2 separate regions of the Mus musculus genome follow, and region 1 is linked to region 2. The links are chromatin loops, found by intact Hi-C in ENCODE. Cell type or tissue: gastrocnemius. All regions are shown on one strand. Each heading gives the region's core, and the rest is flanking DNA. Links, peaks and the distances in the headings are about the cores only.

Region 1 (16,135 bases), core at 7,216-12,215, 130 kb before region 2:
ACCATCTATACACTGGGGGTTGGAGAGATGGCTCACTGGGTAAAGGCATTTTCCCTGAATGCTTGGTGACCCGTTTGATCCTTGAACCCATGTAAAAGTTGAATGAGGGCGCTGACTCCACAAAGCTGTCATATGGTGTGCTCACCATGACTCTCATGTACCAGGAGTGCATACACACACGTGCACACACAGGCATGCACACAAATGCACACACACAGACATGCACACACACACACCACCACCACCATCAGTAAATGAATTCGTGAAAGAATAAATAAACAAGATAAAAAAAATCTAAGAAGTTCGATGAAATAAAACAAAAATTCCTCATCTGCAGCTGGAGAGATGACTCAGTGGTTAAGAACACTAGTTCTTTCAGAGGACTTGAATTTGGTTCCTAGCACCAACACTGGACAAATGACATGTGCACATACATAAATAAAAATAAAATGAATCTTTAGAAACACACCCCATCATTATCATACTCAGTGGAGACACCCATCATTAGCATATACCCACACATTTAAATAAAATGTGGTTAATACTATTAGGCCTGATTTATTTATTTATTTATTTATTATTTTTATTTTTTTTGGTAAACAGCACAGTAAGAATTGCAGGGCTGGGGACTGGAGAGAAGGCTCAGAAGTTAAGAATACAGGTTGTTTTCCCAGAGGACCTGGGATTGAGTCCCAGCACCCAGAGGGTGGCTAACAGCTGCGTGTCATTCTAGGAGCTCTGACGTTCTCTTCTGGCCTCTGCGGGTATTGCATACATGTGGTGCAGAGCATACATACCCATACACATAAAAGAAAAATAAAGGGAAAAAGAAGAAGAAGAAAAAGAAGGAGGAGGAGGAGGAGGAGGAGGAGGAGAAGGAGAAGAAGAGAAGGAGGAGGAGGAGGAGGAGGAGGAGGAAGAGGAAGAGGAAAAGAATTATTTGAGGCGCTAGAGAGGGTTCAGAAGGTAAGAGCACGTACTGCTCTTCCAGAAGACCCAGAGTTCGGTTGCCAGCACCCACTCAGGCAGCTCCAACGCCCTCTTCTGGTCTCCCCGGGCATCTGTATTTATGTGCGCACACCCCACCTCCATACACATATACAAATATAATAAAAAAGGTATTTTCAGTTTGTTAGTCAGACTTGTTACTGTGATAAACACCCGAGAGACAATTTAAATGGAGGAAGCTTTTATTTGGGCTCGGAGATGTTACCCATGCTGAGCGGCACTGCTTGTACCGCCTGTTCCAGAGAGGCGGAGCAGGATGGCAGGCGCACAGGATGCTGGGTAGGGAGCACAAGAGCGCCCCCTCGTGGCAGACTGGAGGACCAGGGACAAGATAGAGGTAACTAGTAGATGGTACATCTGAGCAGAGATGTGAGTGAGGTGGGAATGAACCCTCTGGGGTGAAGTGAACCATGACCCACTTCCTCCATCTAAGCCCCACCTCCGTAGCTTCTGCCACCTTTCCATAGTGCCGTCCAGTTGGAAGCCATCAGTGGGTTAATTCATTCCTGACATCAAAGCCCTTGGGGCTCCAACCACTTCTTAAAAACTGATCAGCTGTCCTCAGGCCCCAGATGTTTATTGAATACCTACTATGCACCAAGCACTGAGTGAATGGCATGACAACCAGAGAGGACTTCCTGGAAGGGTGATGTATGGGTGAGGTGTTGAGGGATGAGCAGGTGACCTGGGTCTCATCAAAAAGGCCAGGAAGGCACATGGAGAGCCTCCTACTGCTGGGAGTCAGGGTGTGGAGTACCAGGCCTCACTCTGGGGCAATGTCTGGGAAGGAGTCAGTGTAACAGGAGAAAACAGAGCCCTGACCACGTGGCCACACCAAGGTGGGATCAGGGAGGAAAGACAGACAGTGTATTCCCTGTTCAGACATAAGGAAGCTGCGAGGGTCATTGAAAATATGCTGGAGGGGTCTAGAGAGGCTCAGAAGAAGGCTGAGTGGTGAGGGACTGTGGAGACCCTGGAGTTCCTAGTGCGAGCTGGTTGGTGAAGTGGGGAACCTGTTGGAGTTGGGTACACAGGGCTCTGTGAGGCAGGTGGCTGAGAACAGCATGCATGTACTCTCTTTGGAGGCTATGGGCCCACACTAGTGTGGCTGCAGGGCAGGTCCTTCTGGCAGGATCTGGGGAGAAGCCATTCCTTGCCTCTCCAGTGTCTCCCGCTGAGTTGTGTCCTTGGGTCTGTGGCCCCTTCCCTGGTCTGCTAAGATCTCTGCCTCTCTCACCCTACTGTTCTCTCCACTCCGACTTACCCTGTGTCCCTCCTACAAAGACATCGCACCTGGGTAACCCAGCTCCCTAATTAACCACAGTGCAAAACCCTCTGTTAGGGGACCTGCTAGGCTGCAGACTGCAGGATGAGAATGCCTGAGCCTCCCACATGTGGCCAGGGGCTGAGGTGGCTTGGGACAAGGAGAAGGTGTTAACAGAGTCCTGGAGACCCTTCTCTGGGAACACAAATGGGCAAGCACAGGGTTTCAGCTCGGGGAGCCCCAGACTGGATAGGGAGGAGTGAGTAGCTTTTAGGAGTTTTCCCTTGAGTCTGTTGGGTCTGTTTCTTTGGGTTGGCGTTTCCTTAAGGACCGTGAGCCAGGTCTTCACCTTGGCACACCCAGCACCAGGTCTTCCAAGCTGCTTAAGTTGTGTCTATGTCTTTAAACCGTAAGGAAGAGAGAGCCAGGCTACCAAGAATAACATTTTACTGACTTGGCACAGACTTTGGAATCTGTGTTTTTAGCAGCGTACCCAGGTGATTCTGATGAGCAGACAGTTTGAGCCGGCCCTCCCCTCCCCTTCCTTCCCCCTTTCCTCTTTCATTCCCTTTCAGCAAACTGTTTTTCAACTTTGTTTTTTAGTGAAAACCATTTCCTCCCCACGGTGGACCAGAGCCAGACCAAGGCTGAGCGGGGCCTGTCTCTCCCACGTCAACAGTCCACAGTCCGGAGTCCTTGGTGGAGGTCGGTGCTGGCTTGACCTTCCTCTTCTTCAGTCATCCTCACCCACAGCACTTTCCCTGTGGGGACCAAGGCCAGGTCACTAGAGGCAGGGTCAGACCCACCCCCTCCGATTTCACCAAGGGCTGCCCGACCCCTTCATATTTTCATTTGCCCTAGGATTCCTCCCAAGAGAAGAGACTCTTTTCCAGGCTTCAAGGGGCCAGCCATGGCCCATCCCCCACACCTCAGCTAGGAGACTTGGCTTAATTTGGGAAATGTAAGAGCCAGGAGCTTCCTTAGGCCAAATGAAGTGTCCCCATCAGGAGGGAAGGGCACAGGGGTTGGCAGAAACCTGTGCAGGGTGGAGGGGGTGGTTGGTTTCCCTGGGCTCTCTAAGGCCTCTCCTCTGGTGGGATCCACAACGTCAGCCAGCTGCCTCCTGGTCTGGCTTTGGCAGGTATGGAGAACCAATTTCATGGTGAACTCCACGGGCCAACGGCGCTGAGGCGGCTGTAGGAGGGGGACTAGGGTGTTGTTCCCTCCTCTGTCACTGGAACTGTCTGGAGGATGCCAGCCTCCCTATGCTAACTGGTGGCCTTACTTGCTATGACTAGTGGCCATGGGCAGGTACCTTCAAGCTGGACCTCTAGTTGGAGGACACAAGCTGGCTTTGATTAAAAAATAAAACCCCTGCATCTTTTATCCTAGTGGCTTCCAACGCTGTCTAAATTCCAGGGCCACCTAGGAGGGTTGTTTATTAATTATTTATAGACAGAGTGACCTTGAACTTTAGACCCTGTCTCTACCTCCCACGTAGACTACAGACGTGGGCTTGGTTTATGTGGTGCTGGGAATTGAGCACAGGGCTTCTTGAATGCAAGGCAAGCACTCTACCAATCACTCCATGCCCCCCCCCTGCCCCCCAGCTCACAAGGAGATGTATTTAAAATATATACTAATAAACAAAGACTTCTGGAACACTTCTTAGTCAGGGTTGCTACTGCTGTGATGAGACACCTTGACCAAAAAGCACGGTGGGGAGGAAAGGGTTTATTCATCTTACACTTCCACATCACAATCCATCATCAAAGGAAGTCAGGACAGGAAATCAAGCAGGGCAGGAACCTGGAGTCAAGAGCTGATGTAGAAGCCATGGAGGGGCACTGACTCCCGATTTGCTCCTTACAGCTTGCTCAGCCTGCTTTCTTATAGAACCCAGGATCACCAGCTCAGGGAATGGCACCACCCACAGTGGGCAGGGCCTGTACCCGCTGATCATGGTAAAATGCCCTACAGTTGGATCTCATGGAGGCATTTTCTCAATTGAGGTTCCCTCCTTTCAGAATACTCTATCTTGTGTCAGGTTGATATAAGACTAGCCAGGGCATCCCTGTCTGGTCAGTTAGACTCTCTTTGGGAGTCTTGAACTGAGTGGGTGTGACATTTTCAAGAGATTTTGTTCCTGACTCCAGACCCTGAAAAATGAGCAAGTGGCTGGAGCGGCGAGCAAGGGTGTGGCAGTCATTCTTATTAATATTGTCATCCCTGTCAGGGACCCCAGGCCTCATCTTTCTTAGTCTTTGAGACAAACCTGGGAGGAGTGTCTAGTTATTGTCCTGGTTTTCCAGAGGAGGAAATGACCACATGCATAGCCCAGAGAGCCAGAGCTGGAACCCAGGCCTTTCTCGTGAAATCCCAGTGGTCTCTTAGGAAACACGCCAGTCTGTGGCCAGATTGTGACATGCGCAGAGATTTCCTGCCGCCAGGTGTCTGCTGCATCCTGTCTCAGAGGTTCCTAACTGTACCCTGCAGAGCACTAAAGGGACCTCCAACGCTCTTTCTGTGCAGAAAGGGTGTGCCTAGGTGACCCTTAGCAGACACTGGGTAGGTACAGTGGCGCATGTCTTTAATCTCAGCACTTGGGATGCAGAGGCAGCCTTCTCCACAGAGTGATTCCCATAGTTACGTAGTGAGCTACACCCTGTGCCCTCCTGTGGAAGTACAGAATTTGGATGGCTCAGTCAGCAAAGTGCTTTCTGCACAAGCGTTGGCACCTCAATTTGATTACCAGTACTCATTTAAAAAAGCCGCTGTGGTGACACATGCCTGTACTTCCAGGTCTAAAGAAGCAGAGAAAAGAGAATCTTGCAGCCAGTCGAGGCCGGGCTGAGATGGTAGTGCTACCAAGTGCAAGTATGCCTAACAACCTGAGTTTGACCAATGCAACCCATGAGAGAAAGCCAGATACAGCTGAATGCATCTATAAACCCAACATTCTTCTATTGAGGTGAGAGGCAGAGGCAGGGGAATCACCCAGAAGCTTCACACAGAAGCTTTCAAGCACAGCTATCCCGGAGTCCATGACAGAAACAACCGAACCCCATCTCAAAAAGGGAGGAGAAAACACTCCCGAGAGCTGTCCTGCCACTGTGACATGTGTGTGACCATACTCAGACATATACATCACACACTATGACCTCTGGCCTCTGCAAGCCTGAGTACACAAATGTACCCAAATAAACACACACATACACACACATACACACACACACACACATACATACACACACACACACCACACACACCACACACACACACACACACACACGTTGCTCTGGTACCTTTATCCTGGTCTGAGGCCTCCTCTAGAGATATCTGTCTGCCCAGTCTGGCTGAAGGGTGGCAGCACCCACTAGTTTCTGGCACATAGAGGCACTCTATGAGGTGACATTCAATGTATACGCCACAGTATCATGGACCTAATGGTAGCCTGGGTACTAGACTAAAATCCTATGGCTAGAATAGGGCTCCTCCTTCATGGATCTTACAGCACAGTGGAGACAAGGCAGAAAGCAGAAAGGAGTGAAAGAGGAAGAAGGGAGGAAGGAGTAGGGGAGGAAGGAGTAGGGGAGGAAGTGGAGAAGGAAGTAGAGAAAGAAATGGAAGAGGAAGGAGCGGAGAAGGAAGTGGAGGAAGAAGGAGTGGGGAAGGAAGTAGGTGGAGGAGGAAGTAGGTGGAGGAGGAAGTAGGTGGAGGAGGAAGTAGGTAGAGGAAGGAGTGAAGGAAGAAGTAGGTGGAGGAGGAAGTAGGTGGAGGAGGAAGTAGGTAGAGGAAGGAGTGAAGGAAGAAGTAGAGGAGGGAGGAGTCACAGTTCTGTAGGGGGATTTGGGTGGACAGGATTTTAGACCAAGGGCTGAAGCCCACTCCTCTTTAGAAACAGTCTGAAATAGAAGGATGGATTGGAGCCAAACAGAAACAGGCAGCATGGAGAGAGGGCTCTAGCAAAGAGGGCAGGAGACACAGGGGTCCTGAAGTGGAGGCAGAGACCCAGGAGGGCCTCAGCAGAGAGAGCAAACTCGAAGGCAGCAGTAACGGTCCCTGGTGAAGCCAGGGTCAGATCAGGGTCCTTTCGTTTCTCTTGGGGGTCAGGCACTCTACCACCCTAGGAGCTTATAAGAAGAACGTTGAATGCACTCCTTCTCAGTGGGACAGGAAACCCTTGAAATGCATGTGATCACCAAATCACGGGTGGGCAGGAGACAGGAAGGGAAGGCAGTGGGAGCCACTGAGGGGTTCTGATAAGGCCTCGAGCTTCAGTGTGGTGGTGCACTGACAGTAGACAGCAACCATGCCAGGAGAACTATATGCGGGTCCTGCCTCCCGGTGTCACAGCAGGTCTGGGTTTGTTCTGTTCCAGGTCTGGAGACCGATGCCCCCTGGGACCGCCCCCCCCCCCCCCGTAGGAGTCAGGCAACATCCCACCTAGCGCTGCACAACTGCAGGGCAGAGGAGGCGAACAGTGAACTCCAACGGCTCTCAGTCTTCAGCCCTCTCTCTGGGTCCTCAGACACGGGCTGCTAGAGCTGGGGCTGGGAGCATCCTAAAGGGTCCTGCCCGAGGAGCCCTTGGAAGTCAGTGGACCCTTCAGTAGGCGGGGCCTATCTGAAGTTTGTCTTTGGGAGGGCGTGTCCTCAGAGCCGCTAAGGGATCTCTTTCTCTTTGATTCTTGGCTCCCACGAAGGTAGTGGCCTTCTGTGCCCCACACTCCTACCATGACCTCTGTGTTGCCACAAAATAATCGGACCAACCAATGGTGGGTGGCGACCTTCCAAAAGCACGGGCAAGGCTTCTCTCCTTTAAGCTGGTCATCTCAGATTTTTGTTTGTTTGTTTGTTTTTGCCGCTATAGTGGAAATCTAGCGAACTCAGGGACATCCCCCTGTGGCGGGAGTTAAAGTGTTTTACTCTCCTTTCTGTTGCTATGATAAGATATCCTGACCCTCCCGCCGCCCCCCCCCCCCCAAAAAAAAAGCAACTTAGGGGAAAAGGGACTCATTTGGCTTGCCTTTGCAGGTTATAGTCCATTTTTGCAGGGAACTCCTGGAACCAGGGAACATGAAAGCAGCACACCCACCACCAGGAGCAGGGGGAAAATAAACAGATCCTTTCTCAATGGCTGCTCTGCTCTGCCAACTTCCTTCACTCATATACCGTGGGACTCCGCTCATGACATAGAGCCACCTGCATTCGGGTTGGGCCTTCCCACCTCAGTTAATAAAGATAAGCTCTCCACACACATGCCCTCAGGCCAACCTGACCTTGACCGTCCTCACCCGAGACTCCCTTCTCCGATTCCAGGTCATGGCAAGCTGGCTTTAAAACCAACCGTCACGGCACCCTGCCGTCTCTTCAGACTGGCGACCCTTAGCCTGTGGTCTCAAGCATGCCTGGCCCGACAGAGTGAGGGGGACTCTGAGCCCCTCCGAAGCAGAGTGTCTACTTGTAGGATGCAGTCAGTGCCTGTCCAGGACACGGAGCCATCCCACAGTTCTGGGGGCATCAAGGAACTTTAGCTTCCTTAGACTTGATGCTGCTTTCTGCAGCAGGTGGCTTGTAAGTCAGAAATAACAGAATGGGGAGACACCAGGCAATGGGTACAGCAGGGACTAAGCCGTGGCTGTATCTCCTCACAGGCATGTGCCGTGGCCTCCAAATCCTAGTGTTTCTAGGCTTAAAGTACAGCACTACCTCCCTCGGCCCTTTGGATGTCTTACAGCTCACAAGGCTTCCAAGGTCTTCTAGGGAGTGTCAGCACAGTGCTGAGGAGACCAGGCGGGTAGCTGAGCCCCAGGACACCAAAGCACTGGGAACAGTGTCAGGAGAGGAGCGTCCACACCCGTCTCTTCCTCTCCCACACACCTGTCTTCATCGCCTCTCCAGGATTTTTCTTCCCGAACAACAGCTGGGCATGTGAGGCCAGCCCCAGAGAAAGTTAAAGCTATGATCCTCACCTACAAGGGGCTGAGGAGAGTAACCTCTCCTCCGTGGGTGGCGGATGTCACTTGGGTGTAGGCACCGATCTCTACATGGGCATGACTTCCTGGTACTGAAGGCAGGGTAGAGAAGTCTCTCTTGTAGTGATGGAAAGAAAGCAATGTGAGCTTCAGAGACCGCTCTGAACAGAGAGCAGAGAGGCCAAGCCTACTTAACTGGAGGAAAGAGGTCCTCTGTCTTAGTGTCAGAGTTGGAAGATCTGCCCTGAAGCAAACACGAGGGAAACTGATGCCCAGGGTGGGGCCTCTGCTGCACAAGGCTGGACAGTGACCTCAGCCTTAAGATCCATGCGTGCGCTGTCCTCAAAGCAACAGGAACTTTAAGGGGTTGATTGCTGCTGAGGCAGGTCCAATCTAATCACAAGTGGCTTATAAGAGGGATGGAGGATAAGTTAGAGCCAGTGATGTGACAAAGGGATGAGAGGTGGTCTGTGAAGGTGGGGGAAGGGGTTACAGGCCAAGGCATCTATTAGATACTAAGAAAGACAAGGAAGTGGGCTTTCCCCCAGAGCCTTGGCCTGTAGATGCCTGACTTTAGGCCAGTAATGTTGAAATTGAACTTCCAGCCTCCAGAACTGGAGGGAAACCAATGCTTGCTGTTTCTAGCCATTTAATCTGTGGCCATGGCGATCACTGGAGATTTACACTTGCTGAGGGCTACAGAAGGAGCCAGGGCCAGATCTTCTCAATGAGACCAGCTCTCAGGAATGGATGCCCTGGGGCCTCTGGGAGATGTGTGCGTGTGTCAGAGAGAAGAGAGACCATGACTTCTTCACGCATCAAGAGATTCTTCTGGGCAGATGACCCTCCAGAGGCACGGCAACATTTTTCTCTCCAGGAAAAAATAACTCAGTGTGTATCAAGAACTCAGTGTCTCACACGCACACATGGAGTCGTGGGTCCCCGGGAGACACAAGCTCTGTCATTCTCTCCAGGCCTCTTTAATTTCCTTGGGGGCAGGCAGGGAGCAGGGCTAAGGACTATGGACTCCTGGTGACATCTGGAATTCTCCAACGCTCCTAGGGGTCCTGTGGAGTTGGCCCTCCTCTCCAGTGTTTCCTGCTTCCATGCAGTCTCTGGGAGGATTTGACACATTTCCTAGCTGGGGAGCATGGTTGGAATTTCCAGCCGGCTTCCAGATGTGGCGCTGACTGGGCTGGAAGATGCTTTTTTGAAAAGCATCTGGGAAGCCAGGGGTCCCCCAGCGCCAACCTAGGCTGTTGTGCATGTCCTTCTTCCTCACGCTGTTATGTGGTTGGGCTTTCCATGGGGGAGCTCATGGGTAGGGTTTCACCATGTGAAGAAGGGTGTAGCCTGCCAGCTTCAGGCCCGTAGTCCAAAGGTGGTCTAGCACAGCAGGTCAGAGGGGCCAAGGCTGATTAAAAAAAAAAAAAAAAAAAAAAAAAAAAAAAGACTAGAAGGAGCATGGATGGAGTGGGCTGGCCAGGGTGAAGAGAGGGGAGGGGTCCAGGAGTCAATACCCAGTAATAATGAGTTTCTGGCCCTGGGCTGCTGGACAGCAAGATAAAGGGGAGCCCCTTCACTGGTTAGAGCTGGTTCCTAGTGCGTGGGACAGTTCGGTTCCCTAGACAGCATTGCCAAGGTCAGAGAATCCTCAACAAAGGAGTGTTCTCAGCTTGGGAGGGTTCAGGCAAGACACGGGAGGATTAAGAATGTCACAGGGCTGGAGAGATGGCTCGGTGGGTCCTTGCCAGAGGTCTTGAGTTCAGTTCCCAGAGCCCATTTCAGGTGGCTCATAACCACATGTAACTCCAGGCCCAGGGGATCTGCTGCCCTCTTCTGGTGTCTGTGGTTAATTGCATTCATGTGTACTTACACCCACACAGACGGACACACAGACACATAATTAAAAATTTAAAAACTAAAAAAAAAAAAAAAAAAAAAAACCCGAAAAAAAAAAAAAAAGAAAAGAAAAGTCCCTTCTAACTCCCAGCCATGCCTGTTAGGATAACCCTGTAATAGTCAGCTAATTAGGAGGCTGAGGTAAGAGGATTGCAAATTCAAGGCCAGCCTGGGCTACAATGGTGACTTCAAGACTAGTTTAGGCAACTTAGTGAGACCATCTTAAAATACAGACTAGGTGTTTGAACCCTTGTCTGGCATGTATCAGGTCTTGGGTTCCATGCCTATTAACTCCAAGAAGGAGAAAGAGGAAGAAGAGGAGGAAGGGGAGGGAGAAGAGGAAGAGGAGGAAGAAAAGGAGAAAGGAGGAAGAGGAGGAGGAGGAGGAAGAAGAAGAGGAGGAGGAGGAGGAAGAAGAAGAGGAGGAGGAGGAGGAAGAAGAAGAGGAAGAGGAGGAGGAGGAGGAGGAGGAGGAGGAAGAAGAAGAAGAAGAAGAAGAAGAAGAAGAAGAAGAAGAAGAAGAAGAAGAAGAAGGTGTCGTTCCCTCTGTCAGCCATTCTCTTTGATACTCAGATACTCAGAATAATATACTCCACCTGAAAGATGTCCCTATCCCAGTCCCCAGAACCTGCGCACACATCACCTCACAGGCAAAATGGGCTTTGCAGGTGTAATTACATTAAGGCTCTGAAGTAGGAATATTGTCAAGATTATGTGTGTGTATGTGTATGTCGTGTGGGGGGGGGGGTCCCCCTGCTGTCACAAAGGTTCTCAGGAGAGGTCAGCAAGCGAAGGCTGCAGGGAGGGCTCTTGGGAGCAGTGGGGAGTGTCTGAAGGTGCTGCTGGTGGCTGACTTGAAGACAGGAGAAAGAAGCACACACACAGCATGGCTGCTGCCCTAGGACCTGGAGAAGCCACGGGAGCTGCTTCAGTATGCCCAGAGCTGCTTCAGTATGCCCAGCCCTGCAGATTCTTCAGTGGTGTCCAAGGATGCTGCTCTTGGGAGCTGGCCTCAGGGCTGTGATGAGACATTTGTCATGTTATAAGCCTCTCTGTGTGGAATTTGTTATAGAAGCCCTGGACACTCACACAGCTTCCTGCTGTGGGGCCCAGAGTCCCCCTCACTCTTTTGGGCCAGGCACGCTTGAGACCCACAGACTGAGAGTCGCCAGTCTGATCTGTCTCAACAGCCCCGGTGAAACCCTGACACAGGCCAGAGATGTGGCTACCCATAGCTTGGGCTTCCAGTAGTGGGTGCAGAGCTGTGTCCTGGCCCTGGATTTGCCTGACAGATGGACCCCTCTGTCCTCTCTGGGCAAGCCATCCACCTGTGGGGTAGCCATCTACCTTCTTGCTTGCCCTTCTCTCCCAGAGAACAAGGCCCACAGATTGCCAATGGGATCAGAATGGGGGTTTTAACAGAAACTCCGGCTGAGTTGAGATGTCAGAATCCTTTGTCCTGTGTCCTGTCACTTTCCATTATCGCCCCCCCCCCTTTTTTTTGGTAAGGGAGTCTCACAATATAACCTTGGCCTCAAACTCAGAGATCTGCCTGTCTCTGCCTCCCAAGTGCTGGGGTTAATAGTATGCACCACCCCACCCCGCCCCACTTCTCTTTCCGATTTCAGGAAGGGTCTAGCCCAGGCAGGCTTGAAACCATGAGTTACTTCCTCTGGAGTACTATGATTACAGGTGTGCACAACACACCTAATCATGTTACTTATCCCCCCCCCTCACCCCCCGCTTACAAGCTCAAGCATGCAGGCCCACGTGCAAGTTACACCGACACTCTGCACGCACATACTTTCCGGGGCTGCAAACAGCGTCCACATGTGCAAAGAGGATGCCTCAACGCAGACCAGCAATCACGGACTTGTTTGTAGCTTCCCGCCCACAAACACAGATACATTCATTTTATACCCACCCACCAGGATACGCACAAGCACAGACACACCTGTGCATGAGTAAAGACCACCCATGCGTGTGGACACCTGTGAACAGGGGCGGAGAGCTACGTGCAGCCTGCCCCGCCCCACCCCCAAGCCCTCTAGCCCTCTGCTCTGGAGACCTCTGCTGGTGGAGTCTGGAACAGCTCCCGGAGTATGTGACACTGAACAGCGCAGAGCTGGATGGTGGAGGGAGGAAGAGAGGGGCCACCGGGGTTAGCTCCCGGGCTCCACGTTGCTGCTTTCACCGGGCCCACGTGATCTTCTGCAGCTTCCACTCCAGTGCAGAAGCAGAGATTCCACACGCAGAAGTCTCCAGGCTTCTTCCAGACTTAGGCTCACCCTGCCCTAGCAGTGGCCTCTCCTAATGTGTAGTCTATTACATAGAGAAGCCCCCCCCACCCCGGCCTGGCTGCATCCACACTTCTCTCAGTCTATGACAAGGCTTCGCTTACGGGGGAACCCACGCCAGTGTCTCCTCTTCCCGTCTTCCCCCTTGCGCCGCTTTCTAGTAAGGAGGAGGGACCCAGCCTCTCTCCTTGCTGCCACTGGGTCTCTGACTTGGTTTGCGACCTCATGTCACACATGCAGGTTCCACTTCCTGCGCTATGGTCTTCCCGTCTCCTCATGGATGTTCAAGGGGAGTGAAACTCGGAGACTTGGAACAAAATGGATGAAATTAAATTCTGATGGTGGCTCAGTGGGGGCAGTTACTGTCCCCAGCCTCCGTTTCTTCAGGGGGATTGGAGATCTTGACTTTTGGGGACAGGGTGATTAAATGAGACAGAATCCTCAGTGGTCAGTGTCAGGCATTGTGGACCACTGGCCATGTAAGATGACGAAGAGAATCTGGCCAGGAACTCCGTGGAGGGCCAGATAAACTCACTTCCAGAAAGGAGCGGTTAGTACTGTAACAGTGATCTCCAAGGGGCTTCAGCGGGGTCTAAGGAGGTTTTGTTTGTGTGGCTGGGGGAGCCGCTGAACTTCACAGAGGAGATGAAGTGGTGTCAGCAGGCGCCCTCCTCTCTGTCTACGCCCTCGTTTCCGCAGGCAGAAATCATTTCCTTACAGTTAGAATTGGAACCGACAGTAAGCAAATATTGGTTTGGTGGGATGCGGTGTTATCGACCACCTGATTCTGTGCCATACGGCAGTGTTTCCATGGGCCCCTGCTCCCAGGTAGCGGGTGGTCATGGCTGTGAGCCGACCTGTCTCGCTAATCCTCTGTTCTTCTCAGTCCCCTCATGTCTCTTCTCCTTGCTCTGTGTACCCAAGGGCATCCATCACCTTGTCATCCCGTGTCATTAGCTTTTCTTTGAACGTTTGTAATCCCGCTGGCCCAAACCACAGGTGGGCTGTGCTTTTGATTCCTTAGCCTTAGGAGCAAGGACTCAGTCGGTAGAGCGCTTGTCCAGTATGCGCATGCGCATGGGTTAGATTATCAGCTCTGCATGAGACTGAATATGGTTAGTGGTGCATACCTGTGACTCTGGCATTCAGGAAGTGAAGGCAGCAGGATCAGAAATTCAAGGTAATACAGTGAGTTCTAGGCCAGTCTGGATGCCCTGTTGAAGAAATTTAAGCATACACACACACACATGAGCACTTGCAAAGAAAAGACTCAGTGTATGATCAGGTTGGCCCTAAATGTCTGTCTGAGCCATCGCCACACTGGACATCTACTTAAGAAAAGAGACCACGAATCCACTGCAGGGGTGGTGTTAGGACTGGAAACATGGTGTGTGGCTAGGAAAGTCTGCTTGTTTTTGAGACTGGTGCGTAGAGGAGAGCCGGCTTCTCCTCAGGAGGGAGTGATGGGAACGGCGTCCAGGAGGAAATGTCCAAATGCTCTTTAAAGACCTGAGATGCTGGAATCGTTCTTTTTTAATCTACTGACTCTTGGCTTGCTCCTTTCTGGAGATGGGGGGCAGCCTTGGCTTCACCTCAGTCAGCCAAGACCGGTCAGGTAGACAGAGCATACCACCAAAGGCCCTCTAAGGCAGCCGTGGCAGACCCAGAACGGAACAGCAAAGAAGAAAGTCCATAGGCCCAAGAAGTTGAACCACACTGATCATGTTAAAATAAAAAGCAACCCCCACCCTCACCCCACCCCACCCCACCCTGCAAGAGAGAAAAGAGATTGTGGTATGTACCCCACCTGTCTGCCAAAGGTGGAGGGGACTCTGGAGGCTTCAAGAGAGCGGGAGCCCAAAGGTCATGGGTTCAGATGTTTCCTTCTGAGTCCACCCCATGGTTATCGATCTCTTGCCTTCACCTATTTTGCCACCCCAGGCTGCTGGTGAGGGGGACTCGGGGAGAAGCCAGAGGGCTGGGGGCCAGAGGGAGTAGGATGAACAACCAAAGACAGCTCAGGGATGTCCTGGAAAGAGCCAGACTCTGGAGGGAAGGCAACAATAGGCCTCTGTTTAGCGTCCACTCCCCTCACAGGTCCTGGCAAAGGGAAGCCTCCAGGCAAATCAAACACCGCCCACATCCACAGGCTGCCAACAGAGGCAGGTGAGTCAGAGCCCGGGCTTAGCTGATAACAGGCAGCAGCGGCCCAGAATGCAGCCCTTGTTGATGGCTGCCCCTCCTCGCCCCCTCCTCACAGCTGGGCCTGCTGGAGCAAGCCTGAGGGTGGGGCTGATTGTCAGGAAGCAGGGCCCGCTGGGAAAAAGGAGAGGCCCAGCAGCCTACCGTGCGAGGTGTGTTCTGTGGTAACTTGAAGGTGTAGTGGGGCAAGCGGGCAGAAAAAAAAAAGAGAGCTAGGGGAAACCCACAATGTCAGCTGTGTTCTCTACCCATAAATCCATTCATTCCTCCGGGGGGGGGGCGCGGGGGGGGCAGGGGGGATACCACTTTCAGTACTAAGGCAAGACTCTGGGCTGAAAAGGGCCAACATTCAAGTTGAATCAGCTTGGGAGGAGAGGCGTCTGGGGTAAGTCCTCAAGTGGGGCAAGGACGGAGAAAGATGGGAGGCTGAGGCCAACCCGCTGGCTAGGGCACCTTTTGCATCGTTTCCTTACCTGTCTCAGGAGCTGGCTTTATCTTTCTTCTGCATATGGGCTGTGCATCCCTCCCAAACTAGAGAGAAAAATAACCGTGTCACCAGTTCAGGGTCAGATCCTCATGGTGTTATGACTAGAAAGAAAATGCTCTCCTATGTCACCGGGTTTGGTTAGAAAGTCTGTAAGGACTCCTTATAGGCTCCCGTCAAAGCCTGGGACCAGATCTGGGCCAGGCATCGCTCTGGCCAGGGAGGTGTCTTGATGTAATCTTCCCAGATTCTTTGCCTCGCCCATTGTCAGACACATGTGAGAATCTCCTCGCTGTACACTTGGGGTCTCTTGTGACACAGCTGCTAGTTGACCCCCATAACAATGTTACCTTTTCTTTCATAGATCAGAAAGTCTTTTCTGGAGCCAGAGAGATGACTTAGTGGCCCATACTGCTCTTACAAGGAACTGGACTTTGGCTCTTAGCAACTATATCAGGTGGCTCATAACACCTGTATAACTCCACAGCCAAGGAGCTCTGACCTCTCAGACTTCCTTAGGTACCTACATCCATGGGCACATACCCACACATAGACACGGGGGTATTTAAAAATTTTTTTTAAAGTGTTTTTTTTTTCTTTTTCTGGATACATGGCTTCTTGGTGTAAAATAAAAACAAAAAACCCCTACATTTCCCAGTCTCCCTTGCAGCTAGGGGTCTGCAATCCAGGGACTAAAAGTTCTGGTCAGTAGGGTGTGAGCAAAGCAATGTGTTCAGCTTACCGATGGTGCCTTTAAAAGGGGGGATTCAGGCTCTGCTGGCCTCTTTCTCCTATGTGGTACAGGCTGCAGGTACAGGTCATATACGTGAGGTCATATCCCGGGGTCATATATGTGAGGTCATGTACGTGAGGTCATATCCTGGGTCATATATGTGAGGTCATGTACGTGAGGTCATATCCTGGGTCATATATGTGAGGTCATGTACGTCAGGTCATATACCGGGTCATATATGTGAGGTCATGTACGTGAGGTCATATCC
Region 2 (16,135 bases), core at 6,182-11,181:
AGGACCGCGTACTGTTAAATCCTGCTGCACATCTGCACTGTTGCCATGCGATTCAGACAAATCGAATAGCTAAGTGATTCAGACCCTACAAGGATTCCTGTTTGTTGTTGTATGTATGTGGTCACGTTCTTTGGTCTAATTCATAATTGCCTTTCCTTTTTATTTTTTATTTATTTATGTATTTATTTATTTATTTATTTGGGGAGTGTGTATACGTGTGTGTATGTGTATGTGTGTGTGTGTGTGTGTGTAGGTGTGTGTGTGTGTGTGCACGTGCATTGTGGTACTGGGCATTAAACCCAGTTCCTCAAAAATGGTAGGCAAATGTTCTCTCACCTCTGAGATATAGCCATCTAAGTGTGTGTGTATGTGTAGGTGTGTGTGTAGGTGTGTGTGTAGGTGTGTGTGTGTGTGGTTGTATGTGTGTCTTTTATTTTGGATATTATAATTACATCGTTTCTCCCTTCATTTTCTTTCCTCTTACCCTCCCATACTCCTCTCTGCTCTCTTTCAAATACATGGCCCCTTCCCCACTCTTCCTTCCTTCTCGCCTTTCCAAGATCGAATCTGAGTTCATTTTCTCTCTGCCGAAGATGCTCTTAGCCGCCCGTCATCAGATGAGGAGACTTACCACAGTCTGTTTCTCAAGGCACCTCTATTTCTCCTTTGTTTTTGCTCCCACACAGTCAGAGCTGGAAGTCACTCTGGCTCTGGGGCTTCGTTCTGGTATCCTCTGGATTCTGCCGTCTCGATGGAGAGTAGGTTGCCTATCCATTGCATCTTTCTTCTGGCCTCTAGGGCTTTAACCTTTGTGTTTGCTTTGCTTTGTGCACTCAGCTGCCCCACAAGGGATAAGGAGAAATAAGGGAGGAAGGAGGCAGCAAGCTTCTGCGACCTCAGGTTAGACCAAAATCTCTTCTTCCGTAAGAAACCCTGGAGGTGACACCATACGAGAACCTGAAATTGTCCCCAAGAAGGATGTTTAGTCTGAACACTGAACTGCCGGACCATAGCCCTAGGCCAAGGTAGAGGAAGACAGAAGGGAGTGGAGGGACTCCTACCTGAACTGTTGGCACTCAGGACACCGAGAGCTACCTCGTGACTCGTGGCCCTCAGCCGATGGCATGTGAGAGCACATGACAGACGCCATGTTCCAGCAAACACGGTAAGAGCTGCTGCATCAGTGCTGAAACCTCGTGTTCACAGCCAGATAAGTGGAGTCACAAGATCAGTGCCACCAGAAGAGCAGCGACCTGTGTTGTGTTCGTTGCTGTGTCACTGGCTCATAGACAAGTGTCTGTTGTGTAGCAAGAACTCAATACACTTTATCAAATTAACGGAATAGAATGAACCTTGCCTTCTGCCTCAGCGGGATCCTCGCTGCGCCAAGAACAGGATGTATTTACCCAGCTAGATGTGCATCCCTACCTTCTAAATCAAGACCACGCCCTCTAGCTATGTGGTCAGCCTTCCCGGGACCTCCCGACCTGCTCCTTACACAGGCTGAGAGACTAATCTGTGGTATCCCGCTTCACTCCACCACGTGGCTTGCATTTGAGAATCCTACAACAGCTCAAGCAGTCAGTGGTCCTCATGGTAACTGCTGTAAGACACATTCTTTTTCTTTTTGTAAACGCAGGGATTAGGACCAGTCAGTGAAGCACCTTCCCACGCAAGCGTGGGGATCTCAGTTTGATTCCCCAGCACCCATGAAAAAAATCAGGCACAGCTGCAAGCCAAGCCCCGAGGAAGTGGAGCTAGGCCAGGCCGGCCTTTAGTCTAACCGAAGACTGAAAATTAGAGTTGATGAAAGTGAACAGGGCTTCTGTTGTGGGGTTTGGGGAGTGGGAGGAGAGGCTTAGGGGTGGCGTGATCAAAATACATTGATTGGATCTATTGATGCGATTGTCAAACAACAAACAGTGCTATTAAAAACCGAGGTGGGGAGCTATTTGAGAAAGACACCATATGTACCACCACACGCATATGCAAACATGTACACCTGTACACAAAGAGGAGGACATTGATGGGATATGCACCTAAGAAATCATGCCTTCCTTATCAGAACCCGAGGCTGCCAGTCTAACTGTCGGTGGCCACAGAAAGCAAGCTTTGGGGCGGGGGGGGGGGGGGGGGGGAGGGGGGAGGGGGAGGGCAGGCTTGGCTAGTAGAATGGACGCTGGGCTGGGAGCCGCACTCACTGTGTTTGTGTGCAGGCTTGCAGTGTAGCAGACAGCAAGGGGCTAGAGTTGGGAAGAGACACCTACTGAGCTCTGTATTTAAAGTCTAACCCTGGGAAGCTGTCAACAGGACCTGAAACTCTCTGGGCCGAGGGCCCTAGGAAGAAAGGTTGTTGCTGGCACGGAACCATGTCAGGCTCAGAGGGCTTACAATATGAGAAGAATACATATAGACTGGACAGATCAGGTCTGGAAGATAGCTGGGAGCCTGGGCTAGATAGCGGAGGGGAATTTTCCCCCAAATGGATGGAAATTAGTACCAGGCATCTATTTATACTCAGTGTGAGATTGCCAATGGATACATGAGTTGTACCTGCCTGGAGATTTGTAATACAGGTTACAATCTATTCAATGAATCTCCTTTTGCTGCTATTACTGAGTCCTAATTATAGACACCTCCCCCACCACAAACATAGCCAAGGAGACCTGACACAGGAAAGGTGGGCTGGTCTATAAGTGAAGACCCCCCCCCCCAAGCTCACAGTTATCACCGCGATGGCTGGGGTTAAACTAGCCCTGTGCCCACTTGGAGCTGTACACGTGTGTCTGGGGACTGATAGACTTGAGTTGTTTCCTCTCCCAGTGGATCTCCCCACTCCATATTGCTAGACAAAGGTCAACACACGCAGAAAGCTTCTCTGCTGAGCAATGGGGAAAAGACACGGCATTCTGAACACTGCTTTGCAGATGACCAGGATAGTCTTGGTTAGAGTGGCTAACTGTCTCCATGAGGACTAAAATGCCTTTCCCTGGGTTTGCCCAGGGTAAGCCCTCAGTGCTCTCAGGCCCTGGCGCTACCACACGATGGAGGTGGCTTCTCTCCTCCTTGTCCCCTTTGCAGGGAAAATCAGGGTCCTGCCCCTCAGAACATCCAGCCAGCGCCACACACAACACCCAAGCCTCTCCCATAGCTGCTGAAGGCCCTTGATGCCCAAGAGCTCCAGCTGAAGAGCTCAGTGGTTAGCCATATCTCGTCCACACAGAAGGGCGATGCAGAACCAGGCTTTGGGGTTTTATGAAACTGCTTTGACTTCCTTGTTTGTCTCTGAGAAAGACAACCCTCAGCCTTGGTCCAGAGGAAGCAGTGAAGAGCCAACCTCAGGCTATTTCTGAAGCAGTCATGTCACACACTCCCTCCCCTGCTCCCACAGGAAGGGAGTACACAGTTTGGAGAGTCAGACCCCTACTTCCTGGAAGCGAGCTGGCGAGCTGCTTTTTGCCGACTGTAACTATTTCTCAATGACTTTTTAAAATTTTGTTATACTCCTTGAAAGGCTCGTTAGATGATGGGGAAAGAGCATTATCTTGGTTTAGATTGCTATAACAAACACACAGACATCATACCTGGGTTAGTGAGATGGTGTCCTATCATGTAAAAGCACCTGCCATGGAAACTTAAAGAATAATTTAAGTTTTCCAGTTTGGTCACTGGGACCTTTCTTGGACAGAACCAACTCCACAGAGTTGTCCTCTCACCTCCACAAGCACCTGGTGGCACAGCTGCACATACAAACGTACACAATAATGATAGAGTTTCTGGCTTAGAGAGATGGTTCTGTAGTTAAGAGCAATTGCTGTCCTTCCAGAGGACCTGAGTTCAGATCCCAGCACCTACCTCCGTTCACAACTACCTATAACTCAAACTTCAGGGGAATTTGATCCCTCTGGCCTCCTCCAGGACTTGCATATATATGCAACCCCTGCCAACACACACACACACACACACACACACACACACACCAAAAATGAATATTTTTAAAAGTTTTCTGTTGCAAGATATTTGATCATACTGTGAACCCCAAGATTGTATTACTTGCTGGAGGAAAAAGACAAACAAACAAACTTTCTACTATGGTGTGGCTCAGTCCTTAACACCTTTTAGTCCCAAACAATGGAGGTAGAGTTAGTTTGTAGATGGAAGCACCCATGTTTGAAAGTGACTTCTACTTAAGGGGCAGGCAAAGTGACGAGTCAGAGAAAGATCTGACAGAATGAATTAGAGATAGGATACTCCCAACTCTCCTAAGGAAAGAGAAGAAAGGGAAGCTACTTCAGAGAGCAGTTCAGAGAGAGAAGGAGGCGCTTTTACTGGGGGAGTTTTATAGAGACAGATTGCAGACAGAACAAGCTAGACACAGGTGAAGACAGAACAAGCCAGAGAATGAGAAAGTGCCCAGAAGTTTAGAACAGATTGCCAGAGTTAGTTTGAGGCCAAGCAGAGCAAAAAGAGGTCAAGAGAGACTAGGTTAGCACTAAGCCTGGAAGACAGCAATCACATCGGGAGAGTAAAAGTTATATTCTTCAAATCTGGAAGCCTTACGCAACACATTTCTACAGCTGGCATCTGGAAGTCTGAGATTAGGGAGCCTGGCAGGGCTCTGGTGAAGAACCTCTTCCAGCTCCCATAGTATTTATGTCCTGTTATGTGCTTCTGTGGGAGACACTCCGTTGTGTCTACAAGGGCTTGGAAGCAATTTGTGAGGGCTCCAGCCTCATAACCTTACCACCCCTAATTACCTTCTAGACCCACCCCTTCAGCAGTTAGGCTCTTACTTCACAACTTCTGTGTGGACCCCAGCTTTCAGTCCACTTCATAAAGGAGGAAATCAAGACTCTATTGTGTTAGAGTTGACTCAAAGGAGAATGATAGGGAGAGCCGCCCTCTGATTCCAAATCTCCAGCCCCACCCATAACTTCTGTGTGCTTCCGGGATTTCCCCTTCTATTTCATCTCTACCGGGCTGCCTCTGCAGCCCCAGCCCAAGTCACGGAGAATACCTAGCCCAGAGAAAAAGAACTTGGCTCCTGCGATCTCTGCTGACAACTGGTTGCGTGGTCTCAGATGCATCCTTTGTTCTCCCAAGCCTTGGTTTCTCTATTTGATAGCGACGAATTAGTCCTTGTCTTTCTATCTCTGTCAGTTCATGGAGGGATCGAGTAGTAAGTTGTCTTATATAAAAAAAAGGCTTTGACTTGGGAGTCAGAGACAGAACGATCATTATGAGTTCAAGACTAGTCTGGCCTAGATAGCAAGTCCCAGTCAAAGCTGCAGATCGTGATACTAGCTGGGAGATAGGTAGGTAGATGATAGGCAGACAGACAGACAGACAGACAGACAGATAGATAATATCTTTAGAAAACAACAAAGTTCTTTGAAAATAGCTGTGAGGTGAGGAACAGCTTGACTTTGTAGATAAAGCTCCTTCTACCACTGCACAGGAAATTGGTCAAGGAGACAGACAGCAGGCAGTCCCTCAGCTCTTGATCCTCTAACTTCTGGCCATGGCTGGGAGCCACAGCGTCTTCCAGACCTCTCTGTAGTGACAAGAAACACAGCTGCTTCTCATTTACTACCTGGGCTAAGCTGGTCATCCCACCGGAGTCTTGTCAGGGTTCTCTGGGCCATAGCCTCTAAACAAATCCTTGTCCTTCTTTCTCTAGGATTGGGAAAGTCAGAGAGAGGCATGGAAGCTCAGAAGCCCTGCTGGAAGGCAGGCATCACTGCTGTAATAGGCTGTTGTTCTTGTGAGTATCCCACACACACCCTCCATGCCTGCAAGAAGGTTATCCATCCCTATTCCAAACCCTGGGGACTTGGGATACCTCGTGGAGAAGGCACCTGCTTTGCCCAGTCAACTGGCTTTGGCCAATGCTGTTAGAACACGTGCACATGTAGAAAGAACCAATGCTGTTCTCATCTCTACCACCCCTCTACTCTTACTCCTCCGTAAGGGCTGGCCTTCAGCTTGATCCCAGAATGGACATCAGGGTATGAATTCCAGGGTGAGCCCAGTGTGTACCAGGAGGTAAGAAATACAGTACTACATTTAAGATTCAGGCACATTTGTTACTGCAGCCTTACCTAACACATGCTGACTGATGATGCTCTGTCCAGTTCCTCCAGTCTCTGAGCTGAGTCGCATCCACTTGCTTGTAGCTGAGGATCTGGAATCGCTGCTCTGTTTCTACTTCCTGGGTGGAGGCCTCCCTTCCCCTATGGCTCCTCCTGGGCATCAGATGTGGGGTATGGGAACTCTACCTTGGGCTCCTGAATAGCCAGGCCCTCTCTCCTCTTTGATTATAACTGTTCACCCTTCTGCTCAAACTTCTCAAGCACACTTTCAGAGAATTCCCAAACTCTTGCCCTCACTCACATGAATGGCCTACGTGCCACTCACTCCTGCAGACAGCACGGGGCAGCTAAAGGAAGCCAAATTCAGGCACTTCCTCTGTCCTTCCCTTCCTTGTCATGGGGTCCCACAGGCATGTCCAGGGGAATTCCTTCTTCCAATTCCCATGAGAAATAAAGCAAGTCTGCTCAGCCAAACCCGCACCTCTCCTCCCAACAAGGTCTGGGCCTGTGGGGGAAAAAAGCCAACAGCTCTCAAGCCAGACTTCTCTGTAGCTCTGGTCTTGAAAGACGGCCTGTAACTGTTGTCTTTGCTGTTGCCTGAGGTCCCTCCCACCTCGGGTATGGGGCTCTCTACTCTCTACTCTCGCCATCCAGGTCTCATCCCATTTCTCTGTACATAAGGCATAGATGTTGTGAGTGAGCATCAGTTTGGAGCACAAAACACTGTCTTCTCTCTCCTCGAAGCAGGAATTGTGAAGATTCACCCTCCAGGCTGAGAGAAAGCATGACTAAGGAATAGTATTGAAAAACAACCCATTCCAACCATTGTGATGGTAAATTCTGTGTTTTCAATTGCAAGTCTTTAAGTTTTAAATTTTTTAATGAAAAGTTCTTTTCTTAAAAGAAAAATAATAATCAGTTCAAAGCCAGAGATAGTGGCACACATCTGGGATTCTAGCACTGAAAAGGCTGAGGCAGCAAAATGACAAGTTCCAGGCTAATCTGGGCTACACAGTGAGACCCTTTCAAAAAGAGAGACTGAAAGGGTAAGGGGTGGGTTTGGGGTTTTTGTTTTTTTTTTTTTCACTTCTAATATATCATTGGCCAACAAACTTTGGTTCATTTAATTTCTAACTAAAGCATGAATTTCCATGAATTTCCAACACAGTGCAGCCTATAGGATAGAATGCAACATATCCTATAATTCAAATTTTTCTAGAAGTCAAGCTTATAAAGTAGAAAGAAACTGATAAAAATCATTCAAACAACAAGTTTCCTTAACTCAAGATACGGTTTCTACATGACATGGTGGCGAACAATAATAATAAGCGATTTTTCTATTGTTCTTGCCTTCCTTTTCCCTGTTTTTAAAAAGCCACTGTAGGCAGATGCGGTGCTCTCTCTAGTGATCCCAGCATCTGGGAGGCTGAAATTCAGTGGGTCTAAGTCTGAGGCAAGCGATCCTGGGCTGCATATCAAGATCTTGTTGGAAACAAAAGAGAGAACACAGAACGAGAGAGGAGAGAAATGGAGGAGAAGAGAGAGAGAGAAGAGAGGGGAAGGAAAAGCAGAGATGCAGTTAAAAACAGGCACAGAGAAAGCAGGATGCAATTGAGAGTCTCCATCTCGTCTGGTACCAACAATGATCACTTAGAATCAGCCAAAACCACTGACTAGGGATAAGAAAGACCATAGAATTTATACACTCTGATTTTTTTTTTCAGGGATCAACCCCCTCTCCCAAAGAATGTACAAACAGAAAGGGGCTTGAGATGTTTCTCAGTGACAGGGCATCATCTCATAACAGGCCACCCTAGAGCTGGCGCTAGGGGTCACTAATTCAGATAGCCATTTAATGGCCAATTCTCTGCTGTTGGACCCTTTCCAGTCAGTTTTCAATTTAGACCAGGCCACCAGGACCACCATGTCAGTCAAGTATAAACCAAGAGCTATGTTTGAAAGCTGAGGCGCCCCTGTCGCTGGCTTGCTCAGGAAACCCAGGGAAGGCCTCCCATCCCTGCCTCATTCACTTAATGATGAGCATGAAAAAGAGACTCTACCCCATGATAAAGACGGAGGACGTTCCAAATAATCATACCAATAATAACTAAAGACCATGTGTTCACTGAACCTTGGGCACATCTCTCCCAGGAGTATCCATATTTCAGGTGATCAAAATACATGCCTGACAAGAGATCTCTGTATTCTCTGTATTGAAAGCTCAACTCTGCTGGCTGAAAATGAAATTTAAACTTTTTTGAAATGTAAGATTTGCTGACTAACTTATTTTACTTTGTCTACTTTATCTGGTTGTTCTGGGAACGGAAGCCTGAGGCGCTGTAGGTGCTAAGTGAGAGCTGCATTCCTAAGCCCACTTCACCTTGGAGCTCACCAAAGCTGCTCAGGGTGGCCTTGAACTCACTGTGTAGCCCAAGCAGCTCTTGAACTTGGGATCTTCCCGCCTCAGCACCTCACCTCACCTCACCCCACCCCACAAGTAGCCGAGCATTCCTCACCAACCCAGTTTCATTTCTACACATTCTTGCAAAACAGCAAGCCCCAGAACTGTCTGTCTCGGCCAGTTACAGTCAACAATCCCAGTTTAAGGAAGAAAGCCCGAGGTGTAATTAGAGCATCACGATGCAGTACTGCCACCTGTCGGCAGCCTCAATCCCAGCACGTTCCCCAGGAGGATACAATCAGCTTCTAGGACTGTTTCTTTCAAAATGTGCTCTCTGATCCACGTAGCTTGTTAAAAATGCACATTGCTGAGCCATGTAGGACCCGAGTCCACATGACAGACACCAAACAGCCACACTTAACTGAATGTCCCAAGTGATCTTTATGCACAGTAAACTCGAGAAAATGATCAATCTAAAGGACTTGTCTAATCGATGCAAGCTGAGAAAACTCAGAGGCAGCGAATGCTGGAGAACTCGTTTTCCCTGATGCTGAACAGAGCGAAGACTGCTATTTGTTGAGTCTGGTGGGATCCACAGAGTTGGTTTATGTAGAAATAACACCTTGTGCCTAGTACACAAAGCTAAAACAAACCTAAGTCCCATCTCCCTGTCTCTGTCTCTATGTCTCTTTCTGTCTCTGTCTCCTTGTCTTTGTCTCTCTCTGTCTGTCTCTGTCTCCCTGTCTCTGTCTCTTTCTATCTCTCTCTTTGTCTCTCTCCCTCTGTCTGCCTCTCTCTCTTTCTCTCTGATGACACCCCAAAACCCTGTCATCAGGTACCTGTAGCTCCCCTCCCTTGTCACCCCAGCCCAACTCTGTCCCCTTCACATCTGGATCCAGCCAGCTGCTTCAGAGCCCTCTCACTTCACCTCCATTCCTTGACCCTGCTGCTTTATAAACCTTGCAGTACTCACTACCCGTCAAGGTGACAGCTTGTCCCGTATCACCTTCCCAGAGGCCTCTCTGGGGAACCTTTTAGGCTAAACTAGGTTCTCCCCTCCTTGCTAACCACAAAAATTTGCTATATGCAACCACATTGCCTGATACACACATCCTGCCCACACGCATGACTGTAAACTCTTCACAGGCAGAAAGAGCTGTGTCTCCAAGAGTCCCCAACCTGGCAAAACCTCTACCTTGTAGCTAGCAGGCTTCCCTCAGCCTTTGTAGAATGAATATGTATTTTCAAAAACAACAAGAAATCTGTCTGATTTTTTTTCCCCAATGGTAAAGCGGTAAGACTGGGAGGGTGCAGGGAGAGGGCAGGAACAGAGCAACCTGGGAATGTCCTCACCACCTCCCAGGAAAGGAGCGATTTCCCCAGAGGACAGAGGCCTGTCACATCTTGCCCAGCTAATCTGACAGAAGCCAGCTGCAGTGGTTGTCCTGCCCTGGGGAAGACGTGCTGGGGCTGGGAACCACTTGCCACTGTTTGCCCCTGGGGACAGGGCCACAGGGGAACGGTAATTGACTTGTCTCCGAGATTTATTTATTAATTCCTAGCTGCACCATTTGATGTGGTTTCCAGGAGGCACGAGTTGAAATCTGTTCCCTGTCTTTACCCCACAACCCAGTGAAGCAATGGTCCCTAGGGAGCCCGGTAAACCTCAGGGCCAGCTCACCAGAGAGACTCCAGGCAGGCAGGGTCTAGACATGGTGCCCACCACACAGAAGGGCTGAGCTCCTGTGATGCTGCAGATTCTGATACTGGTAAGACTGAGTAAGAAACCTCAGGAGGATGCTTAGGAGGCCTGGATCTCCGTGGGATGTGTAACCGTGCTTTTGGGCTACTTTATTGGGTTCTTCTCTCTGCCATCCTTCTCCTCCCCCAATGCCCCCCACCCCCAGCCCTGGTAGAAGAAAGAAGCCTAGAAGGAAAGGGGGCATAGATTTCTTTAGACTACTTCCTGATGGTTAGGGGCATTGAGTTCTCAGGGGCAAGTCCAGTCTTTATAATCAGGATATGTGCAACCAGCAATTCAGAGGAACAGCAAAAGCAGCTTCAGGAACCAGCAATAGCAGGGAACAGCAGCAGCCACCGCTGCAGGCTCTGGCCCTTTTATAACCGCTCAAGAGTCTCCAGAATTCCAAACTTAAACTATCTCTCAGCTGATAGAATCAGGCCCTGCCAGAGCATGAGACAAAGCCTAGTCAGCCCCCATATCCCACGCCTGGGATTGAAACAAAAACATAGTCACATAACTGGGTTTTCGGAAAGAACAAAATTCTCACTACAGGGATGTCTCTAAGATGAAGCCCTCAGCCATCAGTGACTAGGAGGAACCAGTGACTAGGTAGGAAGCCCCAATGGACCAGGAGTGATGGAGCAGATGTGTTACCCCAGCACTGGGAGGCAGAAGCAGGAGGACCAGGATGACATAGCATAGGGTTAGCCTGGGCTACAGGAGACTCCACCTTAAGCTCGAGAATGTGTTTGCTTCTGCACATGCACCCACGCCCCAAGAAGGGCACCGAGGTTGTAACTCCATTGGCACAGTGATTTCTAGCATCCAGTGAACCCTGGCTCAGTCACGAGCATTAAACTGGACATAATGGGGCACCCTGGGCTACATGAGACTTTGCCATGGTGGCAATCAGAGGCTAGGAAGGTATTGTTAGAAGTAAGGGGTACTGGCTTGCCTGCTGTATGTCTTACCTGGTCACAGGCATCGTAGGTCACTGTAAGTGAACAACAGTGTTTATGCCCAAATGCCAGGTTGATGCCACTGCTCTGCTCCTTCCTGCAGGATCTGCACATCTCTGCCTGTTTCCTACAGTTAATATGAATGGGTTTGTAACCAGGGAAACAAAAGGAAGAGAGGGTGGAGAGTTGACCTAGACATGGGGCACACATGTAGGCTTGCGTTCTCCTGGTGGCACACGGCCGTGACCACACTCGAGTGAGCGAGTTGTGGTAGTGCCGGCCTGCATGCAGCGTGCTAGGTGCACATCGTTGATGGTGGGAGGCAAGGGCATTGCCCCTTAACTTTCTTATTTTCCTATCCCTTCTCTCAGGCTCTCCTTTCAGAAACTAAAATCTCTCACTTTCCTCTGGGGACTTTCTCTCCCTCTGCCCAGTGCTGTTCCCTGATTCTCTTTCTATGTCTAAAGACTCAAATATACTCTAGCCCACACCAGGAATCCTGAAAGTCTGTTTCTCCTTCCCACCCCTACAAAAAGATTCATACGCATACGCAAGCACACATGCGCGCACGCACACACACACACACACACACACACACACACACCAGACTTTGTGAGCCCCCTCTTGGAAAAGTCTTGTCTACTTCCATTCCTACACGTCTCTGCTCATGGGTACAGCAGGACCAAACCCAGATCTCCTTTCTCTGTGTGCCCTTTACTTTTGTCACAGACTCGGACCCATGCGGGGGGAGCCAGCAAGGTCCTTGTCTCAAGAGCGAAGTGCAACAGAACACCCCAAACCTCAACAGTCAATTCAAATATTTGAAGCAATATTTTTAAAATTCAAGATTAATTCCAAATATGCAGGATGAATAAGATGCCAAAACTTTAAATAAAGAGAAGCTCCGAGTGACCGACTTCCCCTATGCCTTAGGCACAGTTGAGTGCGGCTTAGCATGGTCACCAGAATGGACCCAGTCCTGTAACTGGGAAGGAGTCCCTCCACAGGACTCAAACACTGCAGGAACGTGTGGCTCTGAGCCCTGTGTCTAGCAAGTCTGTGCCTGTCTTTCTGTACAATGACACTGTGACATGAGGAGCTCAGGGCCCTCAGCAGCCCATGGGACACAGCCATGAAGTGGCCAGAACTCAGAAGAAGGCCAGCTGTGAAGCTAGTGCAGAGTCAGGCATTCCAGGCTCCGCAGGACCTGGTCCAGAGGCAGAGGCAAACATGTAAAGAATGGACTGGGGGCTGAGTGAAGGGCCGAGAGCTCGAGGAGTCAGGAGCTGACGACACCTTGCTGGATTTTTTTCCTCCTTGCAGCTTTTGGACCTGTTCAGACAGGTCAGCCCGTCTACCCACTCACGGTCATGTCAGATACCTCTATTAGCTCCTCAGGCAAACAGCACACCTCAAGGACACCTGAGGACACCTGGCCCCTGAGCCCTAGAGACAAAGCAGGCCTCTGCCAAGGGACCCCACAGCCTGGCCCTTGTGACTGCCTAGGACTCCTGAGTGTAGGACTGGGGATCTTGCCTTCTATGTATTTTAGCTTCAGAATCCCATGTGCTCAGCTCCTGGGGATCTTGTCAGGACCCTATCCCTACCAGGGAAGTCACCTTTGCCTAGAGTCAAGCCAGGGGCTCCTCATTCAGACCAGGGGAGACACCCCTTTCCATCTCCCTGTCCCAGGAGCCTGAGAGGTTGGTTTCAGGCCAAGGTCATCTCCAAGGGAGGTTCTGGTTGCCTTTTCTCATGCTACCAGAAGTATTGAGCTTAGAATGGTTAGGAGAGGCTGTAGTTAAACCTGCAGGTGCCAGTGGCTCCTGAAGAGGAACACTATGCAACCATGGCCCCAGTTTTGATGGAGAAATACTCCATGTATGTATGTACAAGGCATATACATGTGTGTATATGTATACGGACACATATGCATGTGTGTGTATGTATGTGCATGCACATGCATGCATGTGGAAGGAACTGGGGATAGGTCCAGCCAATAGCCATGTGCTAAAGAGGCCCAGGCAGGCTGACTTCATGTGATTCAGCTTTCTGGTAGGTTTCAGTGGGTGACCAGTCAGAAATTCTGTTTGTCCTGGGAGCCTGAGCTGTGACCACATTTACACATATTCACTCAACAAACATGGGTCTCCACTGTGTGCCAGGCTGAAAGCTGTCCTACCCAGGCTAGGTGTACCCCTAAGCACACCTAAACTTAGAAATCTTTTTCAGCCTTTACTGGGACTGAATGGAATAGTCTTGGTGGTTGCGTGCTCGTCCACAAGGACACCCACGCACTTGCAGTCAAGGGCTCCCTTCCTTTCTGCCTCTCCTCACTGTTAACGACAGAGCCTGGACTTTGGTACCAGTAGGTGAACTATTCAGAAACTCACTCAGAGATCAGACACCCTGGCAAGGCTGAGAAGACAGGCTGAAGTCTGGACTGCCTTGGGTCTGGTCTCTTTGTCTCGGGCACTACTGGTACATTGAGCTGTGATAAAGGAAAGATATCAAACTGACACAGGTCAGGGGACTCCAAACACAGAACCAAGATCTGAAACAAACAGAGACAAAAGGTAACATGGTTCTACCACATTACTCAAGCCACGAACGACCCCATGCCAGCCCAGCCTTCCTCATTTTGAATGCCAACCCTGCCTCACCCACACTGTGGCCCATCACAAAGCCCATCTGTCTTCAGGGAACACCCTCACACACACACACACACACACACACACACACACCACCTCACACTTTTCATCAGGGTAGCCCCTGCTGAGGGTTTTCAGTAGCTCCTGACTGCCTACAAATGACCCCTGGCCCGCACTCTCCAGTCCTGAGGACTGGGGCTGATTTTCTTGGCTCGCATTCCTCTTGTCCCCCCATCCCCCAGCCAATGTGCACACACATTCTCTCTAGACTCTTTCTTTCCCACCTAGACACCATTCGCAAAGCCTTCCAGTACATTCCCTACAACCTTCAAAGCCCTGCCACTCCCACTGTGCCCAACAAAACCCACCAAGGCTCCCCAGGAGCCTTCTCAATGGTCACAGATGGGTACTGCCCCTTTTGCCTACTCTGTACTACCTGAGTGTGTCACCTCTACACACACCCAGACACACACCCAGACACACACACACCTTCTCCTACTGGCCAGTTGCCTCTTGCCTGCTAGCACCCCAGCTAACCTCAGAGCTGAGGTTGGGGCCAGGGCATCTATCTCCCCTTTGCTTCTTGTTTCATGCAGCGCAGGGCTGGGCACCCTGGCACAGACACTGTCACCCACTTAGGCCACCCCAGACCCCGGGGTTGATGTGTTGTCTCTCCGGAAGGGTGTCCCCCTGTCGAAGGCACCAGCCTCTGGCTGGGTGGCTCTGAGTCTAAGGCCTCTAAGTCAGGCTGGGGCCTGCTCAGCTGGGTGGGAACCTTACACATTCCTGCAGAATTAAACAAGGCCCTGCTGGCTCCAGGCTCCCCAGGATGAAGATCATCCGGTTTGCCTTTGGAGCCGCTTTTCTGCTTCCCCAGGCTGAGCCCCACATGGTTCCAAAAGAAAGTTCTTCAGTCTCCCAGGGCAGTGACCTCAATAGCCACAGGAAAGGGGGAAAGGTCACATCTGTGGTCATTTGGTCTGGGTCAAGGCCAGAGCCTCTGCCCTCTGCCGCCTCCTGCCTCATCCCTCCCTCACCCCATCACACGTCTAACACACTTACACACACACATATGCACGAAACGCATGGTGACACGAATACACAGACATATGCACAATGACACAGGAACACAGATGCAACTGAGAGAGCACAAGATACTCATGGAAATGCACAAACTTGTTCCCACACAGATGTATAAGCATGCATGTGCACATAGAATCAATACACACACACACACACAAACACCCTATCATAGTAGTTGAAGGGAAGTGCTCATGACAAGGATCACAAAGCCATACTTTCGTGACCAACCTCCATCTCTACTGCAGTCACATAACCCCCTTCATGAAACTTAGTCCCTGAAACTAAGATAAACAGGTGACTCTGCTTAGAGTCAGTGCCTATGACTACCCACAGGCACACGGTCCACTTCAAGCCAGTCCAGAGCCCTGTGGGCCCCAAAGCAGAGCGTTTATGTAGGAAAAGACAGTTCTCTTTCTACTGCTTGGTCTCTTTGCCAGAGATGAGCACACGGAGCCAACAGGGGTCTTTACTGCCACCTACAGGAAGCCAGGCGTAAGGAATACTCCAAGTGCTCACTATTGGGGTCCAGCAGAAGTAGAAACCCACAAGGACTTCAAAGGATGAACAACGCGTTCATGGTGGGAAGGCTGGGGAGAGGCTCTGCTAGTGACGGTGACTGTGACGGTGACTGTGACGGTGACGTGCCTGCTGTGCAAGCAGAGAGACCCACGTCAGCACCCGGAACCATGGGGTTGTGCGGCAGAGACTGAAGCTCCCTGGCGTTGGTTGGTCGGCCAGTTCAGTCAAATCAGGGCACTCTGGGTTTGTTAAGAGAGCTTGTCTCAAAAAATAAGGACTGATTAAGAAAGATACCCAATATTAATATTGACCTAGTCTTCACATGTATAAACTACACAAACAGGCACAGAGAGAGAGAGAGAGAGAGAGAGAGAGAGAGAGAGAGAGAGAGAGAGAGAGAGAGAGAGAGAGAGAAGGGAGAGGGCGAGAGAAACATACACTTAGAGGTATATACACATACAAAGTGCTATGACATAAATAATTCCTCTTAGCTGTAACACTGTTTAATCCCATGGCCACCCTGTATATGACCCCCATAACCCTTGTCATGGGCTGAACTGGGTACTTTCAAACTCCCCTGTTGAGGCCCAAGCCCCCAGCGCCTATAAGTACAACCATATTTGGAGACATGAAGACAGAGAGGCCCATTAAGATGAGATTGCTAGGGTGGGCCCTAACCTCCTGTG

The links. Peaks named below come from ENCODE experiments on the same cell type or tissue, not always from the same donor. Only the 100,000 strongest peaks of a DNase experiment are listed, where the experiment ranks them.
Region 1: it touches region 2 in a loop (2.6-fold over the local background); 14 of 42 quality-filtered maps call a loop at or near these places.

What each region holds. Positions count from the first base shown.
Region 1 is chr17:84,024,830-84,040,964 of GRCm38, reverse strand. It overlaps Gm35551 (a long non-coding RNA gene), which reads left to right. Exons shown (of 6, transcript XR_385838.3): 3 at 2,876-2,977; 4 at 5,075-5,243. Among named protein-coding and RNA genes, the nearest start is that of 8430430B14Rik, 34 kb to the right of the region's middle. In gastrocnemius, for the core only: a CTCF peak has its summit at 10,086 (motif pointing left); no DNase peak of the experiment used is centred there; H3K4me3 peaks cover 215 bases; H3K27ac peaks cover 2,467 bases.
Region 2 is chr17:83,896,167-83,912,301 of GRCm38, reverse strand. No RefSeq gene overlaps it. Among named protein-coding and RNA genes, the nearest start is that of 1810073O08Rik, 14 kb to the left of the region's middle. In gastrocnemius, for the core only: a CTCF peak has its summit at 8,749 (motif pointing left); a DNase peak (open chromatin) is centred at 8,714; H3K27ac peaks cover 1,922 bases.